2 separate regions of the Homo sapiens genome follow, and region 1 is linked to region 2. The links are chromatin loops, found by intact Hi-C in ENCODE. Cell type or tissue: CD14-positive monocyte. All regions are shown on one strand. Links, peaks and the distances in the headings refer to the core of each region. The heading gives the core; the rest is flanking DNA.

What was found. Peaks named below come from ENCODE experiments on the same cell type or tissue, not always from the same donor. Only the 100,000 strongest peaks of a DNase experiment are listed, where the experiment ranks them.
Region 1: a loop joins it to region 2, with 2.0 times the contacts of the local background. A loop is called at or near these places in 1 of 110 quality-filtered maps.

The regions. Positions count from the first base shown.
Region 1 is chr14:70,918,206-70,927,016 of GRCh38, reverse strand. All of the region lies in intron 1 of PCNX1 (pecanex 1), which reads right to left. Among named protein-coding and RNA genes, the nearest start is that of PCNX1, 15 kb to the right of the region's middle. In CD14-positive monocyte, for the core only: no CTCF peak of the experiment used is centred there; a DNase peak (open chromatin) is centred at 5,146; H3K27ac peaks cover 1,495 bases.
Region 2 is chr14:70,870,133-70,878,943 of GRCh38, reverse strand. No RefSeq gene overlaps it. Among named protein-coding and RNA genes, the nearest start is that of PCNX1, 33 kb to the left of the region's middle. RefSeq lists an enhancer at 6,212-6,291. In CD14-positive monocyte, for the core only: CTCF peaks have their summits at 4,962 and 5,166 (motif pointing left); a DNase peak (open chromatin) is centred at 5,143; H3K4me3 peaks cover 293 bases; H3K27ac peaks cover 305 bases.

The sequences.
Region 1 (8,811 bases), core at 4,185-6,684, 48 kb before region 2:
CCACAGCTGGTAAGCGGCAGAAAGTGAAGCGATACCCAGTCTGACTCCACAGCCTGCATTTTTAAGCACTAAACTATACTGTCTCCCTCCAATGCAGTGTTTCTCACCCATTTTCTTCATTATTGTCCTCCTAAGTAGCCTTTTCAGACATTCTTTTCCTCATCACGCTCCCTGTGAAATTTTAATACCAGATACACTGCACACTTGTTTGTGCTGCATGTACATCTGTACTTTATATGTAAAAAGAATAAGATTTTTTTTTCACACATGCATCCCTCAAGAGTTAATTTCTGCCCCCTTGAGGGTAACACCACACCCACTGAGAACATAAACTCTGGGGCAATGTTCCTCGCTGTGGGCACCGTTGACACTTAAAGCCAGACAATCCTTTGGTGTGGGGCGCTGTCATGTGCATTATAGGAGGTTTAAAATCCCCTTGGTTTCTACCCACTAGAGGCCTACAGCACTGCTGTTTCAAGTTAGGTTAAAATCTCCCAAAAGAGGTTTACATTCCTTGAAACATGCAGCCAATTGGCAGCAAGTGCTTCTCTTGCTGCTATTTACATATTCATAAGGGCTACAGTACAAATTTTGTTCATATTGAACTGGAATGGGCAGGATATACACAGACTGTAAATGCTGCATCTCTGTAGCGAGAGTGAAGGAGCAGGTGAGACGGCAGGGGCAATGGCAAGAGAGTATCTGATATAAGCACAGCAAGGAAAGAACCCCACATTAGACCAGTAAGTGAAAGCACATAAAAGTTTAATGAAATCCATTTATAATGTGTGCCACAGAACAAGGCTAACCCTGGCCCCAAATGACCAGTGACACAAATTATCTCACTTTAAGTATATGCAAGAACCATAACTAAATCCCTGGGAAAACACTGTACTAAATGGGCTTCCACTGTATTCACATAATATGTTGGTCAAGAAGGAGAGCCAAGATTAAGGATATAACTAGATGGAGATGGGAAGGACAGCTCTGAGTTTTGGATCCCGGAATACACTGAAAAAGATCAGGAGATGCTCAGTTCATGTCAAATCAATCACAGGTAGGCTTTCAAACGCAGACTAATCAGAAAGAAGCATCTTGTATGATGGTGGAGGGTGATGGAAGGTGGCTATGGCGGTCAAAAGGAAAAAACGGCAGGGGCAATCTATGTAAACATGAGCCAGTGATTTAACCCCTAGGAGCCTCTGTTTCCTCCTCTGCAAAAGGGGATTTACAGTATCTTCATCTCACAAAGCTATGATGAGGATTAAATGAGAACATTTGAAAGCATATGGTGCATGGGTATATAACAGCACAATAAATATTTGATATTTTTAATAATGTTTAAGCAGTACAGTGACAAAATTAAGACAAGCAAATAAAAAGACCTGAGTAGATACAGTTCAGGGCAACCAAAGATGAGCTACATGAAAAAAAAAAAAAAAAAAAAAGATGAGGTAAGTGAGATTTGTGAGCCCTCAGAATACAGAGGTAAATATTAGTCTGATAGTGAATGACCGGAAGTCACTGGAAAATGAATACAGAAATATTTCTGTAAAATGGGGGGAAAAATCTATTTTTCAAACAAAAACAGTATGCTTGACAGTAAAACACTAGAATTCCCATTAAAGTAAGGAACTAGACAAGGCTGTCTTCATTTTCAACATTATTTAACACAGACATAAAGATGTAAAGGTACCATGCAAAACAATTACATAAGGTAAAAACGCAAGCCGGGCTTCGTGGCTCATGCTTGTAATCCCAGCACTTTGGGAGGCTGAAGCAGGCAGATCACTTGAGGTCCGGAGTCCAAGACCAGCCTGGCCAACATGGCAAAACCTCATCTCTACTAAAAATACAAAAATTAGCCGGACGTTGTGGCGCACGCCTGTAATCCCAGCTACTCGGGAGTCTGAGGCAGGAGAATCACTTGAAGCCAGGAGGTGGAGGTTGCAGTGAGCTGAGATCGCACCACTGCACTCCTGTCTGGGCAACAGAGTGAGATTCTGTCTCAATAAAAAATTAAAAAAAAAAAAACCAGATGTGAAAACTGTTATTTACAAATATAATTGCATATCTGAAAATGTCTTTAAAATCAACAGAACAATGTAAGAATAAACTAGTTCAGGCCAGGTGCAGTGGCTCATGCCTGTAATCCCAACAAGCAGTTTGGGAGGCTGATGTGGGTGGATTGCTTGAGCCCAGGAGCTCAAGACCAGCCTGGGCAACATAGCAAAACCCTGTCTTTACAAAAAATACAAAAATTACCCAGGCGTGGTGGGGTGTGTGCTTACAGCCCAGCTACTCAGGATGCTGAGGTGGGAGGGTCACCTGAGCCCAGAGAAGTGGAGGGTGTGGTGAACCATGATCACGCCATGCACTCCAGCCTGGGTGAGAGAATTAGACCCAGTGTCAAAAATAAAATAAAATAAAGGAATAAACTAGTTATATAAGGTGACTAGTTCAAAATTAATAAACTAAAATCAAAAGTTTTGGATGGAACCTAACAGAAAAAGGACATTAAGTGAAAACTAAAGAAATCTGAATAAAGTATGAACTTTAAGTTAATAATGATGTATCAGTATTGGCTCACTGGTTGTGACAAATGCACCACAGTAATCTAAGATGTTAACAAGAGGAGAAACCGGATGCAGTGTATACGGGATCTCTCTGCACTATCTTTGAGACTTTTCTATGCATTCTAAAACCAGATTTCTTTTAAAATATCTTGAGGGCAATTTGGTAGGTTTTTTTCTGTTTTTTCTTTTTCTTTTTTTTTTTTTTTTTTGAGACAGTCTCACTCTGTGTCACCCAGGCTGGAGTGCAGTGGCACAATCTCGGCTCACTATAGTCTTGACCTCCCAGGCTCAGTCAATCCTCCCACCTCAGCCTCCCAAGTAGCTGGGACTACAGGCACATACTAACATGCCCAGGTAATTTTTTGTACTTTTTGTAGAGACAGGGTTTCCCCATAGAGCCCAGGCTAGTCTCGAACTCCTGGACTCAAGCAATCTGCCTGCCTCGGCCTCCCAAAGTGCTGGGATTACAGGTGTGAGCCACAGTGCCCAGCCTAGGCAGTATCTTTCAAAACTGCAGAAGTATTAGCCCTTTGACAAAGCAATCCTATTTATAGGAATTTATCTTAATAATGTACCTGGACACATGTGAAATGACTGTGCAAATTATTTACTGCAGCATGTTTTGTGTTAGCAAAGGCTGTTAAAAAAAAAATCTGTCAGCTGGCAACAGGTTAAATAATACATCCAGGCAATGGAATACTATTCACTATTAAAACAACTCAAGAAGCCCTTAGCTACCGATGGACAGATGTTTAAGATATATTAAGTGGGGGGTGGGGAAGCCAGTATATACACTAGTATGGTAGGGGAGAGGCAGACATATATTTGAATTTTCATCTTTATGCTACAGTGGGATGCACAAGAAACTGTTCATAGTGGTTTCTTGTGGGAGGTGGTACACGAGTGGACAACAGGAGGATCATGTGCAGGTAGAAAACGGCAACCTTTCATCATCTTTTGGAGTTTTGTTGGTTTTTAATCATGCAAATTTATTGCCATATTTTAAAAGTATTGGAAGAAAACATGAATTTTAAAAAAATCTTTAATAGATATTAGACAAAAACATGAATTTTTTTCTTACAAGCCCTTAATAGGTATTAGATGAAAACATGAATTTTTTTACAAACCTTTGATAGAGCAGAATTTTATAGCATGGAGAAAACTGGTAAATGTGAATACTATATATTTTAAGGTTATATAATAAAAATAGGGGAAATCTTTAATAAACCACAATAACTAATTTTTACATATATATAGAACTCTCACAAATCACAGAAAAACAACGTTTCAGAAAAGGACAAAATATACAAAAGGCAGTTAAAAGAAAAAAGACGTGTGTGTGTCTACTAGGCATATGAAAAGATACTCAAAGAATTCATGATTAAGGAAACATAGATTAAAACAAGATGCCATTTTACACTATCACATTGAGAAAGATTCATAATAACCAATGTTGGTACAAACAAAAGGAAACAGATACTTTCACATCCTGGAGAGAATATAAATTGGTAGATTTGTTTGAGGTATTATTTGGCAACATCTAGTTTGATTTTAAATGTGCATACCGTTTGACCCAGTAATTTTTATAAACTAATGCTACAAATCCCACAAGTCTTATATACGTAAGTGTTCACTAATATATTGCCCAGCATTGTTTGCACTAGCAAAAAAAAAAAAAAAAAGGTAATGACCTAAATGTCCCCCACTAGGGAACCAATAATTTATACAATGGATTACTCTAAAATGGTTCAAAAAATGAAGAAGAGTTACATGCACTTCAGTGGATCCTGCAACACAAATATAATCCCATTGGCTATTTCAAGTACATACATATATGAATATATGTTTGTATATATACACTACCAAGAGGAAACAACCATTATCTCTGAGGCATGTGAACTGGTAGCGTGGATGATAGAGAACAGAAGACTTTTTATTTTATTTATAACATTTCCCCTATTTTTATTATATAACCTTAAAATATATAGTATTCACATTTACCGGTTTTCTCCATGCTATAAAATTCTCCCCTATTAAAGGTTTGTAAAAAAATTCATGTTTTCATCTAATACCTATTAAAGGTTTGCAAGAAAAAAATTCATGTTTTTGTCTAATACCTATTAAAGATTTTTTAAAAATTCATGTTTTCTATATATACTTAACTACTGTCTGGAATAATTTCTACAACTAGTATTATTTTCATGACAAAAACTTAACAAAGGATTTTTAACTTAAGGGTGAAATGCTCCATAAATACACCATACTGGGTAAAAAGCACTATATAAGTTGTACTATTATCCATACCATAAAAGTGTACATTATTGCCAGAATCAGTTACTCAGCAATTTCTTCAGTGCTGAAAAAGGGAGATGAGTTAAACTAAAACCTAAGTAGGAAATAATAAGATGTTTTCAGGCATTCACAAATAACAGACCTCCCAGCACAGTGACTGTTAACTTGGAATGGCCATCAGAATCACCTATCCCGACATATATTTTGAAAAACAACTCCCCCTCCAAATGTACCAATAGACAAATTAAAAATATTGCCTGAAGCATTTAGGGGGTGATGTGTCATAATGTTTGCAACATACTGTCAATTGAGTCAGATATGTGTGTAAGAGAGACAGAGTATGTACAGATAAATACCATGCATCTTTATATAGTTGAAACAAATGTGATTTTTCAAAAAGGTTCATAATAGTGGAATCTAGATGAAGCATTCTTTCAATTTTCTTATACATTTGAAAATCTTCATATACAGAAATTGAAAAAAGATCACTTCAAGTATATTTAAAGTATTTTAAGTATATTTTTCAATAACACATCCTGGTATTCTTCAATATTCAATACTGTGACATTAAGGGAGTAAAGTAAGATTTTTGGTAACAAAGCATATTTTTGTTAAGATTAGCTATCTTTATTCTCACTTTGAAAATATCTTTACCAGCCTGGGCAACATAGGCAGATCTTATCTCTACAAAAATTCAAAAATTAGCCTGGCATGTTGGTTCACACCTGTAGTCCTAGCTACTCAGGAGACTCAGATGGGAGGACTGCTTGATATATAAATCAAATACATATGAAATTGAGGATTTCATTAGTAAAATGCCAAAAACAACCCAAAATTCCTCTTTATTCCCCATCCAAGTTCATTTCAGTTTTGTCATGAGGGTCATGAGGGTCTGTGAGGCTTGTGGAAATTACGTGTAATGTATATTTGTGGCATAAATACTGCTGAGTGAAAATGAAATTGGTTTATTTAGGTTTTCTGAATTGTTTGTTTTTATATCATTTCTTTTAACCATTCCAGATACATACCAAGAATGTTATAAATAATATTCTCAGAAGCTAAAAAATAACTCACTGAGAAACCCTTAATGTGTTAGATAAATTAGAATACTTAAGCAGAGCAAAACACTACATCCAAGAACATACATTCTTTTAAGGAACAATCTTTTCCCCAGAACAAAGATTAATTTGCCCAGTGGGAAGATTATGGAAACACTATTCCAGCACAAATAACCTCATAAAGGTCCCACCATAAGGCCTACCACAGCACCCAGCACACAGTGAAGGTTCTGAATGTATGAATATCCTCTGCATAAAGCATTCTAGGAAATAATTACATCCTCCTTCCAATTCCTGAGCACTTTATGACACACAAGGCATTAGTCATATTCTACCTTATAATATGGCTGTGTACTTGTCTCATAGCCTCAATTTATAAATTAGTAAAAACAGCATTATACAGAGAGCCAAGAGACAGGTGTCCATACTGTCATAAATGAGCTCTAGTCTTTTTCATCTTGGAATTATTTCATTTTACGAAATTTGTCATATGTAAAATACCTCAGTTTTAAAATAGCCTAATATAGGTTAATGGTTAGCCTGTATTAGGTTATTCAAAAATATTCAGAATACTCTCCCTCTCTTTTGTCCATCTGAAATGTATCTATCATAGATGTAAAACCTTTTGCAAATTTTTCTCATAAGATACATTTGACAAATTGTATACATCCTCAAAGAACAGAATTCTAGCCTGTGAGGGGAAAAGAAGAAAGCCATAGTAAAGATGATACTAAATGCAACACAGTGGCCTGGACTGAAGGATCTTGAAACAGAAAAAGTACAACTGATGAAATCCAAATAAAGTGTATAGTCCATTAATAGCATTGCACTAATGTTAATTTCTAATTTTTTGAAACCATGGTTATGTAACATTTTAGTATTAGAGGACACTGGGTGAAGGGTATACAGGAACTCCATCTTTGCAACTTGTCTGTAAATCTAAAATTATAACAAAATGTAAAGTTTTAAAGATGACAACTGCAATAATTAGATCTGTTGAGTATATGTCTAGACAACACTCAAACAAGGAGTGAGGAGGGGTAGGAAAAGGAAAACAGCCAGACACGTGATTCAAGCTTCTCAAAGTTGTGATTAATCTTCCTGCCTGTTCTCAGGGCAGTTGGCGCTCAGGGTTCTATTTGGCTCGTTCAAAGCTCTACAGAATGCAACTTTTTTTTCCCCCTTAAAACCTCAAAGGAAATGACTTCCTTTTCCCTAAGTTTTCTTTTCTTTCTTGTAACACAAAGCAACTAGCACTGACAGTGCAAGTTATAAAAGATGCAACTGCTCAGGTTCCAGGGATAAAAGAAGAACTCTGAACTGTTTTACAATTCTACCAAATAAAGCATCTCCTATTTGGTGGGGGGGGGGGGGGGGGGGGAGCAGAGAAACCAGAGGAACCAGAATCAGTAGCTACTTATTTCATCTATAGTATTTAGTAAAGTTCATCTATATGGATTTAGTAAAGTTCATCTATATGCTAAAGAAGTCAACAGCAATCAACTCTATAGAACGTTTGTTGTAATCTTCTCTTCTCCATATTATTAGTCTGTGCTATTCTAGTGTTATTACTCTCAGGTGTCTCAACTCACCTGCCAAAAAATTCTTAGCCCCTCCAGCTTTCCTAAGAGACACAGGAAAATCATTTAACTCAGATAACAGAAGGAGGCACTCAGTCTCTCTCAAAGAAACATTTCTGCTTGTCAGTTGCTTGCTGTGAAAATTAATTACAAAGAATAGGAAAAATCAGATCAAATTTCTTATGCAATATGTTAGTGCAGTATGCATCCTTAATTTGGACTAAAAAAGTTGAAATTTAAAAAATACTTCAAGAAAAATTCTGTCTACTGTCAAGGACAAAATATTACTGATACTTATTACTGGATGTTTCATTAAATAGTCCATTGAGTCGGGTGCAGTGGCTCATGCCCGTAATCCCAGTGACTCTGGAGGCTGAGGCAGAATGATCATTTGAGGCCAGGAGTTTGAGACCAGCCTGGGCAACATACCAAGACCCCCGCCTCAACAAAAAAATTTTAAAAAGTAGCTAGTTGTGGTGGCACAGGCCTGCAGTCCCAGCTACTCAGAAAGCTGAGACAGGAGGATCCACTGAGCCTATGAGTTTGAAGCTGAAGGGAGTTATTATCACACCACTGTACTCCAGCCTGGGCGATGAAAAAGACTTTGTCTAAAAAAAAAAAAAAAACCAAAAAACCACCAACAAACGAACACTCCATTGAATAAGAAATTGATAACAGTAACACCCTGTTTTGGAAAAGTGTTATGTGAGAGTGGGAAAACAAGTACTCTCAATACTGTTGACAGAGATTTAAATTAGCACTACCTAGTCCTAGAAGAAAATTTGGCATTTTTAACCATTCTCCTCTGCAAAATGCAGGCAGATCTTATGTTGTGCTTAGCTTTATGGTGCTTCACAGATACTGCATTTTGTACAAACTGAAAAGCTGTGACACCTCTGTGGAGCATGTCTCTATCAGCACCATTTTTCCAACAGCATGTGCTCACTTTGTCTGTGTGTCACATTTTGGTAACTCTTCAATATTTCATACTTTTTCTTTACTATATCTGTTACAGTGATCTGTAATCAGTAATCTTTGATTTTACTATTTTAGAATTACAATAGTGTAAATTCTAAAATAAAATAGTAAAATCAAAGATTTGTTGATGGGAGTACCATCAACCTTGCCCACAGACGATAGTAAAGAGTGTTCAAGTGAAAGGAAGAGTCACGTTTCTCTCACTTTAAACAAAAAGCTGGAAATGATTAAATTTAGTGAGAAAGGCACATCAAAAGCCAAGACAGGTAGAAAGCTAATCCTCATGCACCAAAAGTCAAGTTCTGAATGCAAAGGAAAAGTTCTTGA
Region 2 (8,811 bases), core at 3,992-6,491:
CAGTCCAGAAGTCACAACAAAAACTGGACTCGGTCCAGGATCGAATCAGATTCGATAATTAAGTGGATTGGATCAAGTTAGAGGCCTCAGCTGTCTCGCTGGGTCAGGCGGAAACGGGTGGTAAATGGCAATTAGTGCAGGGGGTGCGAACTCCAGCTTTTGGGAATTTGCAGAGATTTTGTGTTCTATCTCCTTTGTTCCTTTTTCTTACACACTTGGGTAGGGAAAAATCATTGGCTGACTTGGCCAAGAGGATCTTAGAGCCAAAGCCAGGAATCAACATAAAAATGAGATCCTTAATTTTTGAAGAACTGAGTCCTCCACTTTCCCAGTATGCCTGCCTTTATGTATAGTATATAAGTATTAGGCACCGGAAGCAGCAAATGCTTACAAAAATGGAGAAATCTTACTAAAGATGATTTAAAATTATGGTGGAACATTCAAATGAACAACATTGTACTTTAAGAAGTGCATTTAAAAATGGGGGCTCCTGAATTAGGTTCACCAGGGATGCCTATTGATGTGCAGAAGCTTCTAAAAAAAATTTCAAAATTTGTATTGCCTCTTTTTTTAAAATTTTTTTATTTTTTTTATTTTTTTTGAGACAGAGTCTCCCTCTGTTGCCCAGGCCGGAGCGCAGTGGCGCCATCTCGGCTCACTGCAAGCTCCGCCTCCCGGGTTCACGCCATTCTCCTGCCTCAGCCTCCCGAGTAGCTGGGACTACAGGCGCCTGCCACCACGCCCGGCTAATTTTTTGTATTTTTGGTAGAGACGGGGTTTCTTCACCGTGTTAGCCAGAATGGTCTTGATCTCCTGACCTCGTGATCTGCCCGCCTCGGCCTCCCAAAGTGCTGGGATTACAGGCGTGAGCCACCGCGCCGGCCTTATTGCCTCTTTTAAAGGCTCTTTACAAAAGACAAATAAAGATTTTAAATGACTAATTGATAAGGGAAATAGAATCTGCTAACATTTTGGCTTAGTTACTATCCTGCCCCAAGGTGGAAAGAAAGCCGAATAAAGTGCTTATAAAAGGTAGGCCCTCAGGTAAAGTAGGCTTGTTTCTCTTTTTCAAAGCTATCCATGCTGAGTCCAGGCATAGAGAACGCTTTCTCTGTCCTCTTCATTAATGGGCTCCACTATATTTATTTATTTATTTTTTATTTTTATTTATTATTATTATTATACTTTAAGTTCTAGGGTACATGTGCACAATGTGCAGGTTTGTTACATATGTATACATGTGCCATGTTGGTGTGCTGCACCCATTAACTTGTCATTTACATTAGGTATATCTCCTAATGCTATCCCTCCCCCCTACCCCCACGCCACAACAGGCCCCGGTGTGTGATGTTCCCCTTCCTGTGTCCAAGTGTTCTCATTGTTCAATTCCCACCTATGAGTGAGAACATGTGGTGTTTGTTTTTTTTGTCCTTGCGATAGTTTGCTGAGAATGATGGTTTCCAGCTTCATCCATGTCCCTACAAAGGACATGAACTCATCCTTTTTTATGGCTGCATAGTATTCCATGGTGTACATGTGCCACATTTTCTTAATCCAGTCTATCATTGATGGACATTTGGATTGGTTCCAAGTCTTTGCTATTGTAAATAGTGCTGCAATAAACATACGTGTGTATGTGTCTTTATAGCAGCATGATTTATAATCCTTTGGGTATATACCCAGTAATGGGATGGCTGGGTCAAATGGTATTTCTAGTTCTAGATCCTTGAGGAATCGCCACACTGTCTTCCACAATGGTTGAACTAGTTTACAGTCCCACCAACAGTGTAAAAGTGTTCCTATTTCTCCACATCCTCTCCAGCACCTGTTGTTTCCTGACTTTTTAATGATTGCCATTCTAACTGGTGTGAGCTCCACTTTAAACTCAGTAATTTAGCTAAGAAACAGAAGCTAGGCCAGGCGCCGTGGCTCATGCCTGTAATCCCAGCACTTTGGGAGGCCGAGGTGGGCAAATCACGAGGTCAGGAGATGGAGACCATTCTGGCCAACATGGTGAAACTCTGTCTCTACTAAAATACAAAAAAATTTGCCCGGCATGGTGGCATGTGCCTGTAGTCCCAGCTACTTGGGAGGCTGAGGCAGGGAAATTGCTTGAACCCAGGAGGCAGAGGTTGCACTGAGCCGAGATCGCACCACTGCACTCCAGCCTGGCAACAGAGCAAGACTCTGTCTCAAAAAAAGAGAAAAGAAACAGAAGCTAAGTTAAAAAGACTACCTATTGAACTAAATCAGTCTTTGCAATATACCTTTCTGGCATTTAGCTGGCTATTTTGAAACGCTTTTATTAAAGAAAATTACATCTGTGAAAGAAATCTCTATTTGTAAGGGTGTCTACCTCTGTGCAACACAAAGAGACAGAGGGCTAAGCCCCTGGAAACTCTTTAAATTGAAAAGGCATTGATTTAAATTTATATAACAAGCCTTATCATTTAAGATGCTTTTCCTGGTCATCTTGTCTTAACTGGACCTTTACCTATACCCTCCTTCCTTGGTTTGGGCAAATGGTGGTATTTAGGCCTGAAGTAGGAAATGGTTTGGGGGAAAGATGAATGGGCCCTTAGAAAAATTAATCATGGTTTGTGTGACAAGGTCTGTCTTGGTGTGATGAAACCTTCTCTCCTGTGATAATAGTTAATCTTCCCTGGTTTCTGGAACTTCCTAGGGGAGAGTGTCAGAGGCATTTGAACCAGAGCAACTCCATCTGAATAGGGGCTGGGTAAAATGAGGTCTTGAATAGGGGCTGGGTAAAATGAGGCTGAAACCTACTGGGCTGCATTCCCAGACAGTTAAGGCATTCTAAGTCACAGGATGAGATAGGAGGTCGGCACAAGGTACAACTCATAAAGATCTTGCTGATAAAACAGGTTACAGTAAAGAAGCCGGCCAAAACCCACCAAAATCGAGATGGTGATGAGAGTGACGTCTGGTTGTCCTCACTGCTACACTCCCACCAGCGCCATGACGGTTTAAAAATGCCATGGCAACATCAGGAAGTTACCCTATATGGTCTAAAAAGGGGAGGCATGAATAATCCACCCCTTGTTTAGCATATAAACAAGAAATAACCATAAAACCATGCATTTCTATGGAATAGCCATTCTTTTGTTCCTTTGTTTCCCTAATAAACTTGCTTTCACCTTATTGACTTGCCCTGAATTCTTTCTTGCACGAGATCCAAGAACCCTCTTTTGGGGTCTGGATCAGGACCCCTTTCCTGTAACAACAGGATTGATGGCATTTGGATTCCTTTGGAAAATCTGTCTTTAGACAAACAAGGAGAATTTTTAAAGCCTTGCTCTGAGTACCTGTTAGCAGCAATAGTATACAAAAGCAACATATTTTGGGGTCATATCTTCCGAACTTCTGAAACCGCCTTTGCCAAAATCATACCTGAGGAAATTATGACAGTGAAAGAGATCAGACCTAACTGACTCCATCTTGCTTTCAACCTTTAAGTTGTCCTTGTTCATTCCTGGGCGTAGGCTGAACTAACCTTCAGAAGGAATTTAGTTTATAGTTTAACTCTGAAACAAAATTGATAATAGCCCTTTTCCAAAAAAAAAAAAAAAAAAACCCTTCTTGTCTGGGGACCGGTCTGCCTTTATAGGACTAACAAATTAGCTACAAGATTAGAAATTGTGGTTTAGTGACCACACAGCCTCCAGCTGCAAGATTCTTAACCTCCCAAAATTGCTCCTGGGGAAAATATAACTATTGGAAAACCTAAGATCAATGCTTGAGATATTTTGCAGACCCTGCACTCCATGGATCAACTGACTCCACCCAGACTGGTAATCTGGTTCCACCAATTCTATGATCCCATCCAGGAACAGAAGACAACAAGCAAGAAAACTCACTTGACTCCTCTATGATTCCATCTCCAACCTGACCAATCAGCACTCCCTACTTCCCGAGCCCCTACCCGCCAAATTATTTTTAAAAACTCTGATTCCCAAATGCTCGAGGAGACTGATTTGAGTAATAATAAAACTCCATCTCCCGCACAGCCGGCTCTACATGAATTACTCTTTCTCCATTCTAATTCCCCTGTCTTGATAAATTAGCTCTGTCTAGGCAGCTGGCAATGTGAACCTGTTGAGCAGTTATACTTCTTCAATGGCTAGTTTTGTTTAATAAGTAATTCAAGCATAATTGTAAAGAATGAGTAAATAAGGTGAATGTAAATGGCATCAAAATTTATAAATAAATTTATCATAGTTTCCAAAATCTTTTTCAGCAACTTCAAATTTTAAAATCATGTTAAATTAAGTAATTGAAAATTACTTTATTTTCAATTCATTTTAAATTCAATAAAATACTGAAACATTAATTATTAAGCATAGCTTTAGTTTATATACTTCAACATCTTGTTTTTAATACAGTATATAGAAGTTAAATATATTTGGATCTATTAAGAAACATAAAAATCTGGCTGGGCGTGGTGGCTCATGCCTGTAATCCCAGCACTTTGGGAGGCCAAGGCGGGCAGATCACCTGAGGTCAGGAGTTTGAGACCAACCTGGCCAACATGGCGAAACGCCATCTCTACTAAAAATACAAAAATTAGGCGGGCATGGTGGTGTGCGCCTGCAATTCCAGCTACTTGGGAGGCGGAGACAGGAGAATTGCTTGAACCCAGGAGGCAGAAGTTGCAGTGAGCTGAGATCATGCCACCGCACTCCAGCCTGGATGACAGAGCAAGACTCTATCTCAAAATAAATAAATGGATAAATAAATAAGAAGAAACATAAAAAATTGAGGAAACATTTCTTTCTAAAAATTAGGAAATGGCTTTCATCTACAAATACTGATATAAAACAGTTTAAAATGGATTACTTCCTTGATTGTTCACTGGAAATTAATGTTACTAAGAGTTAAAATTATGATTAATGTATATAATTAAAATATGGTACATATATGTTTACTATATGTGAAATGGGTGGAGTTCCCTTATCACCTTCACAGGGTATGTGACAGGGGTGTGGCTTGCCTCTTCAGGGCCCTACTTCTCAAACCCTAGGGGAGCATGCAGACGGGTGGGTCATGGAGAGCATTTTTGGGCTCTGACCCACAGCAGAGTCTAGGGTTGAGGGTTTGCAGCTCCCGAAGCCCCAGCGGGAGTGTGTTACAGTATATTCTTTCAGCTTTGCCATCTGCTGGTGGCTTGTGTTAATCAGCTCAATTAGACCCTTTGCCCTATCACAAGGACAAAGGGTTTCTGTAGCCTGGGTTCTTGCTCTAGTGTACTGGAAAAATCGGATCACATGTGGACTTGGAGAATGAGTGCAAGGTTTTATTGAGTGGTGGAAGTAGCTCTCAGTGAGATGGATGGGGAGCAAGAAAAAGGATGGAGTGGGAAAGTGGTCTTCCCTGGACTTGGGCCATCCAGCAGCTAGACTTTCCTCCAACCACCCTGGCCGAATTCCTCTTGGTGTCATGTCGTTCTGCCTTCAATGGCCTGCTGGTGTCTGCTGGTGTCTGTCTTCTGCTTCTCTCAATGTCCAGCTGCTTGTGTGTGTGCCCGCTGGGGTCTCAGGTTTTTATGGGCACAGGATGTGGGGGGTGTGGTGGCCCAAAAGGCAACATTTTGGGTGTGAAAACAGAAACATCTGTCCTCATTTAGGTCCGTGGGCACAGGCTCGAGGATGGAGCCCTCATCAGGGACCCCCCCCTTCTCTACCCAGCACTTCCCTGCCCCCCTTCCCATAGCATATGCCTATATACAATACATATTATATATAACATACATAATATATACATATAGTACATATGGGTACTATATGTATGTGCTATACAGAATATATAGTACATTTATAGTATATATATGGACAGAAATATACTATACATATAATATAGCATGTATGTAGTGTAGTATGAACTATACTGAATATATGTACTATACATATATTCTATAGTACATATATTCTGTATTGTACATATATATGTATTGCATGTATGTACTATACAGAATTATTTCTTTTGTTTTTAGTTACATATATGTAATATGTACTACTGATGAAGGCAGGAGACAAATTCCTAGGCAGATAGGGAAGAGTCCCTAGGCTAAAACCTCACTTTCAAGCCTAAAATAGCCTGAAGGCTGAAAGACTGGAGTGCTGGTCTAGGATGAAACCTGTGACCCAGAGGGAGAACTTCTGCCCCTGTTTGCCCACGCTTTCCCAATTGATTCTTTCTGAATAATGCCTTTTAACCCATTGAATGCTGCCTTTTCTGATACTACCTATGGCTTGCCTGGGCATGCCTACGTGTGCACTGGGGGACTGGGGGGCCACAAGCAATTCATGCCTTATTCAGGGGAGGAGCCTGGCCTCATAAGCTCATGTGCGGTGGCCCTGGTTTTCAATTGTGAGGGAGAAACCTGCTTGGAGATCCCCTCTCTTTGCTGAGAGCTTTCCTTTCACTTAATAAATTCTTCCCTCCTCACCCTTCAATATGACCACGTGCCTAATTTTTCCTGGTCATGAGACAAGAACTCTGATTTAGCTGAACTAGGGAGCAAAAATTCTGCATCATTTTGGCCTATACGGGGGTTTGTCAGAAGGGTGAGTAAAACGCTGCCCCAAAAATATCTTTCACTTTCGTTTCTGAGCTTTCTCATCTTCAGACTTCTTCTGAAGGCAGGGAAAACTGCCCCCTCCCTGTCACTTTCAGGGGTTGGGAATGTCAGCCTTGGTCCAATACAGTCTTTTCTGTGGCATTTTCCTTCTTTTTTTCAGAATTAAAATAGCACCTATCTTTTCTTTTATAATATTGGGGGTGTTCCACCCCCACTCCAATGGCCACAGGCATGTTCTTGTGACAGACAGGCGAGCAGCAGCTCCCCACCACCTCTTTCCCTCCTAGCTGGGGCACGTGGCCATGTCTGCTGCATACACATGCTGTGTTCAGTGGCCATGCAGTGCAGGACTGAGCCACAGCCACTTCCCAGGCCCCAGGGCAGTCTTGGGGGCCCAAGGCCCTTCATGGCTAGCTGGCCATGTTTCCCACCACGTGCCCACGGAGTCTTCCCCTCCCCCAGCTGAGGGGTCCAGCTTGTTCTGAGCCTGAGGGAAGAAACAGGAATTAAAAATTTCTTTCCCTGTTGGAGAAACTCATTTGCATCAGAATAAGAGGTTTCTTCCTCAACAATCTTCTCCAGCTCTACCCTTAAGCTGTTCTTTTTCCTTTTCTCCATCAGGTCGGGAGTTAATGGGTTGGTTTGAAGGTAGTTGAGGTTTTTGCCATTACTTAGCATGGCGGTGACCACAATTGCTTTTGCACCAACCTAATAACACAGCCGTGCAATACAGGGGGCTTCTCCATGCCAGAGTTTTTTTTTTTCTTGAAAGGCGTTTTAATAGGCCAGGACCCCAATTCACAAGACACTCTTTTCTATCCCTTGTTGGAGGAGGACCCAATTCCACAGCTTCACCCATGACTTAATGAATCCATGAACCCCACTGAGACACATTCTTGTCCCAAACTCAATTCCAAACTTTGGGTTGAAACTCTAGGAAAGAAAACTGGATCTGAGGCAGATGACAATGGAAGTTAAGAGACATAGCACAGGTAAGCATGACTAATTCCTGCCAATTAAGCCAAGCCTCCCATTTCATGGATAGTGGTCATGCTAGTATCTATGGCATGCATGAGGTCTAGGGAACTTGAAAGCTACTGACAGCAAGGGGAAAGGCAGTGTGTGGGTAAGGGTGGATAATCCTACCCTCTAACCCACCTGTTAACATGGGTGAAAAGGCACATTGACACCCATGGGCAGCACCCTGTCATTGTCTTCAGGACTCCGGGATACAAGGAAAGAAGGAAGAAAAGGGATGCCTCTCTTGCCTCTCCCTCACATACCCTGGGTATTTGCTGGGAAGAGAAGGGAACTAGGCATGCCTTGCTCCCCTCTTTCTAGATGAGTAGCCATTCATCTTCAGTCTTTACCCCTTTCAAAAGTACATCCTGAACCCTTGGGACTCCTTTGAAAAAAAATGCCTTTTTTATTACCTTTTTCCACCTCTGTCCTCTCTTCACAGATGGGTAATTGTGTCCCTGTGCTACAGCACACTCCCCTTGGATGCATCCTCCAAACTGGGAAAAATTAATATCCCCTACCTTAAACTGGTTGCCTTAGAATTGAACTCAGAGGAAGGGAACCTAGAAGGATGACATGCTGGAAAAAGGGCAAAAGTTTCATCATTCAGATGTTGGCCTCTCTCTACCTGTACAAACTGGTAAAAGGAATGATAAGGATCACTGTTTATATTCTCTGTAAAGTTTTGATTAATGAAAAAGGATTTGTGAAGTTAGTCTTAAGCTGTAGCCAATCTGATGTGATTTGCATGTCTTTCTGTGTGATTCTGTCAGGAAGAGGGGTACCATATGATAGGATGTAGGCCTAGGACCCCATAAGCCTGCTGTTCAAGTCAGCCTGGCAAACTGGTCAGTAACAAACTTTGCTGCAGGCCTCCATCTTGTTTTACATCCTTGGGAGTGTGACCTGTAACCACGTGGCAGTACTTTCTTTTAGTCTCCGCCATTTTACAATGGCAACCTGGGTTCAATCCTGGCTTGAGAAATGAGTACTTTTGGGTTGATATCTGTGTGTAACTTTTGCCATTTGCTGATTCTCTTCCTTTCCATGAACAACTTCCAGCTTCCTTTCTTAAATCTTTCTTTCTCTGAATTACCTTTAAAGGTCCTAGATTTTGTAAAAACTGCTTACTACCCCTTCGAAAATACTTCATACATTTGTGGTTAAGTCATAACCTTAATTGAAGCTTGTTG